Regions from separate parts of the Mus musculus genome. Here region 1 is linked to region 2. The links are chromatin loops, found by intact Hi-C in ENCODE. Cell type or tissue: left cerebral cortex. All regions are shown on one strand.

Region 1 (2,500 bases), 140 kb before region 2:
AGGATCTAGACTAACACATTGGCTCTTTCTCACTTAGGGAAGAAGTGGCAGCAGAGAGTGGCTCCAAGGCCTGGACTTGCTGTGCTTGATTTAGTGAGTAAAGCTTCATATAGGCAGCCTCTGAACAATTAATTGCAAACCTTCACACCCTCTCCAAAGAGACAAATAGACGCTCAAGCCATCCCCTATAAGAGGAGCTTATTGTTATGACTAGCTGTTGCTATGACAACCTTGTTAGGGCCACCTTGCAATCATGTCCCTGTATCAGGAGGTGGTTATGGCTGACTTGGGCTTCTGTTCTGCTTCTGTGACCCTGCCTATTTTGCCCACCAAATCCCCCTACCTCTGAGGTATGAAAACCTTGGTCTTCCTCATGTCTAAATCTGGCCACCCGTTTACAAGAATGAAAATGTTTGTTCAAATTAGTTGCTTGCTTTCGTTAATTTGACCGTGATGATTTGGGTCAGTGATCTTTCTTCTCACATCTTTGGGGTTAACAGCAACAGTGAAGCACAGTGGGACCATTACCATCAGACCAGTCCCAAACAAGAACACAAAGGAGAAGAAAACGCTTCTGAGACAGGCACAGGCCCCTTGTTTGCTGAGGACATCAGTCTTGGATTCGCCTGCCTCTAGAATTTAGATTTGTAGCCATTTGGGGATTCTTTGGCCTTGATATCTCTTTCCCTCACTCCTTCTGCCTCCCTTCCCCAACCCTTGCCCTTAGGGTCTTACTCTTTAGTTCAGGCTGTCTTTGAACTCATGATTCCCCTACTGTCGTCAGAGTGGCTAAAATTCAGTATTCTATGGCAAAGACTACATGGCTGAGAGGATGTTTTGGGCAGTCACTTCCTTTGAGGGAAGCCACAGCTGAAAAGGAGGTCACTGTGGAAAGACTAGAAATTTTCAAAGCGATCCACCCCTATCCTCTCGGACAGAGAGGAAAAAGCAGGGGAGAAGGGCTGACTACTCTCAGTCACTCAGTTGCCAACTGCTCATAGAGCTTGGCACCTCGATTCTGTGGAGAGGACAATTTCTGGTAAAAATAGAAAAAAAATTTCTTTTTGAAAACAGTTAAAGCTCTTTAAGAACAACTGTGGGGAGTTTTAATCACAGGGTGGTGGTTTCTTTTCTGAAAGAAGAAACAGACATTTCCATTTTGTAGTAAGTGGGTTTAAAGGCTTCAGTCGTTCAGTCAGTGTGGAACATGCCAGCCAGTGGGCTCTTGACACCACGGAAATTGTGACCAACAATGTAACATTTTCACTTAAAAAAAAAAAGCATAAAAGCAAGTGTTCCCATTATTGTTTCTCCCCCCTTAGAAACTTAGATCATTGCTGCATTTAGAAACAAAAAAGTAAAAAATATCAGGCATAATTTTTACCGTTGTCATAGAAATAGAAGTCTTATTATAGGCTAGATTTCTAAGTATGGTTACTTTTTTTTTTTAAGGAATAACAATCACCCTTTAGAGACAGAAAAAGTGGCTTGCTAATTTATTTTAAAAATTGGTTTCCTGAGGGCCCTGAAAGCTGGATCAGTGGTTATGAGCAATGGCTGCTCTTACAGAGGGTCCAGATTCTGTTCTCAGCACCGTAAGACACTCCACAACTGCCAGGAACTCCAGTGGGCACTACATGCTTGTGGTGCATACACACACACACACACAGGCAGAACGTGTATGCACATAAAGCAAATATAAGTATTATAAAAAATCATAAACAATTATGCTTTGCCTATGAGAGCTTTAGAGGACATGCTGACTAAATTGTGAGATTCTAAGTTTCTGCATGAATTGTAGTTATTGCTTAAATCTTCTTTACAGTTCATTGACCAATTAGACATTTGATAAAGATTTACTGACTGAATTCTGAGATGTTTGGGACAAAATCCGCATTAATCACTTAAAAATATCACACACCAGCAGAGACTAATTAAGATGATTAAAGACACTATCTTTAAGAAGATGGATGTGGACTTTAGGTGCAAAAACAATGACTTTATGGGCTTGCACCTGACAGCATTATATTTTGGATTAAGTGGCAAATCATATCATATAATAATACTCAGGAAAATTTGTTCCATATAGCAATCAGACCAACAGACAGACAAACAGTTTCTAAATATAATATGTGTTCAGGGGTAGGAGGCCATGGAGGATGTCAGGTGTGACTAAAATGGATTGAATAGGTGGACTTCTGGCTAGAGTTCCTGAAAAACATGCTAATTATGAATTTATGTGGGGGGGGGATGGGAACCCTTTTCTAACGTGATTTTTCCACTTGAGCTGTCAGTCCTTCAAGCTGAGCCCCCTCTCTTCTTCAGCCACCCTTGCCATGGAAGGCAGCTCCTTCTTAGCCAGGACCATCATCATGAGCATATGGAACTCATGTCATATTGTGCATCTATCTGTTCCTTATAAACACACGGTGCTGTTTCTTCTCCATAGATCTTCATTGGCAAGTCAGCATGCTTTGGTGGTAGCTTCTCGTCACTTCTG
Region 2 (2,500 bases):
TTAAGAGAGAGCTTCACCTGCACAGCTAACATGAATAATGCAAAGGAATCGACTCTCCTTTGTTTGCACTGTGGAAGACAAATGAAGTTCTAACCAAGAGACTTCTACAAACAGAACAAGTAATGGTGAGGTTGGCACGTGAGTGTGTGAAGGAAGGCACTCCGAGGTCTATGGCTTGCCTCCAGCATTTTGTGCCTTCCCAGGAAGGACCCGCCGGCTCATTGTTTCAGACATTCTAAGCTATAGCAGCGCACCTGGACTAGAGCAAACAGTCACTGAGCGGGAAGAAACAGGATGATCCAGAGAAAAGACTGACAGGGGAGTAAACTAAGAAGTTGGCAGGAAGAAGCAATACAAGGGGAATCTGGAAATGCATAAGCATAATTCTGATGAGGAAGACACCCAATTACCTGTTAAAAAGACAAGTGAGTGGGGAGGAAGGATATGGCGAAACCAGAGAAGTTAGAGTATATTAAAGGAGACACATTTAAATTATTAAGAGAAGGCATAGTTAGTACAGCACTAAAGTATTTGCTTTGAAAGTATGAAGACCCAAGCTTCCATCCAAGAACACATAAGCCAGCCTTCGTGGCGCCCACTTGTAAATCCAGTACTGCAGGGGCTGAGACATGAAGATCGCTGGGATTCCTTGGCCAGCCAGCCTAGGCTGTGTAGCCAGTACCAGGCCAGTATGAGATCCATTCTCAACAGAGCCCGTACTCCCTGGGCATAAGGGCAGCAGACAGGCTCAGGTCTAATGTGTTGTTTTTCTTGGGGTCTGGGACACAAATGTTAATGTGACTGGTGGCTAATCAGTGTGTATAAAACAAGTCAATAATTTGTGATTCTTTTATCAGAGTCCTCTCTGAATGATGTGCTTGGTTTCTGCTGTTCTTGGATTCCTTAGGAGCAGACATCAGACTAACCTTCTCTACCACAAGGGCCGACACTCGCTCGACAGCTTCAGTTTGTTGACTGACTCTTAGATGTCCTGGAGATGTTAAGCGTGTCAGCTCATGCTAATCTAAGCTTTTGAAAAACAATGCTTATGATGTGGTTTGTAAAAGTGAGGATTATGCTGGTAGGAGCGTTACTCTGTAGTGAATATGATTATTCCTGTCCTCAGACTCAAATAAGAAATCTCCAGAAACATAAGACATTGAATCGTCTTTCTTTTCTGTTTATATTTTAAACTGAAGACTTCAAAATATTTAAATTATACCAACTGCAGGCCAATCACAAGAGGCTTGGACTATACATACTTTGAAGTTAGAGCCGGGAACTTGGGTTATCAGCTTGCAAAACCATCTGTTACATTCTCCACACACGATTTTCTTTGCACCCTGGAGTTAGTGTCTACAGAAGGCGCTGGAGTTGAGTTTAATTAGAAATTGAAACAAATGTGATGAAAATCCAAAGTCGGTGTTGGCTTATCATATTTCTGCTAGAACCTGACATGCTTGCCCATGGCAGGATCACAGGAACACAGAATGCTGGCATAGGAGTCCGATTAGTGCCAGTTCCAAAACAGACACCCACAGCCAATGTTTCAGCTTAATCTTAATCACATGGGAGCTGCTTAGTCTCCCAAGAGGAGTAGAACTTACTTGCAAAGAGTTAATGGGCGTCCGGGTTCATGGGTGTCGGCTGCAGCTGTGGTCACACACAGTGCTCACCAGTGCGAACTCATTCATTATCATGTCTGTCGTGTGGATGTTTAGGTTCTGGGCTTCTCCACATACTAAAACACTCACTTTTGCCTGTTTTCTTTTGATCTTTTGTAGCCACAGTAAAAAAAAAAAAATCAAGCATTTGTTTGTAATTACTGTCTTTGCTACTGTGACTGCCACACAGCGCACAGCAATGGTAGCCATGGCTGATTAAGTAGGCACAATACATGATAGGCTTGTAACACAAGAAAGCCTCAGAAATACAACTTTGGCCATTCTTACACAAACTCTGGAATTGTCACTAGTGAACTAGGTCGGACCACAGTCAAGGCCCAGATACAAAGTGAGAGATAGACCTAGGATTTGAACCTAACCTTTTATGTCCGAATTTAACATGATTTAAGGTTAATGCATATTCATTAACCTTAATGAATATGCTGGAGGAAGACACCAGTTCTAGGAGCTTAGAATCACATATAACACTGATAGATGTGGCTTCTTTCCTTCGGTCTTTTCTGAAACACCAGCCCCCACATAGCAGAGGTCTGTGGTAGAAGGAAACAGAAAACCCATGAATGCAATGAGTGGGTTAGACAGGCCAGATCATAGCCCTGCTTTGCTTTCACAGGACCCATTGGGAATGTTGCAGTTGTGTAGACAGCAGTAGGCACTTGTATGCAGTATTGAGAAAATCAAACCCTGTCTACGCTGTCCTTGGAGAAATCACAACCAAATACCCCATCCAAGCTGACTCACATTCAAATTACATGGCGTCATAAAAACTTTGAGTGAAATGAAAGCCTTTAAATATTTAAAAATGTTGGCAAGAA

What was found. A loop is a pair of places that touch in the nucleus more often than their neighbours do. Peaks named below come from ENCODE experiments on the same cell type or tissue, not always from the same donor. Only the 100,000 strongest peaks of a DNase experiment are listed, where the experiment ranks them.
Region 1: it touches region 2 in a loop (2.1-fold over the local background); 2 of 42 quality-filtered maps call a loop at or near these places.

Annotation. Positions count from the first base shown.
Region 1 is chr3:37,820,172-37,822,671 of GRCm38, forward strand. No RefSeq gene overlaps it. Among named protein-coding and RNA genes, the nearest start is that of 4930556A17Rik, 6.8 kb to the right of the region's middle. In left cerebral cortex, no CTCF peak of the experiment used is centred here; a DNase peak (open chromatin) is centred at 1,030; H3K27ac peaks cover 758 bases.
Region 2 is chr3:37,962,893-37,965,392 of GRCm38, forward strand. All of the region lies in intron 2 of Gm20755 (predicted gene, 20755), which reads left to right. Among named protein-coding and RNA genes, the nearest start is that of Gm22899, 31 kb to the right of the region's middle. In left cerebral cortex, no CTCF peak of the experiment used is centred here; a DNase peak (open chromatin) is centred at 1,355.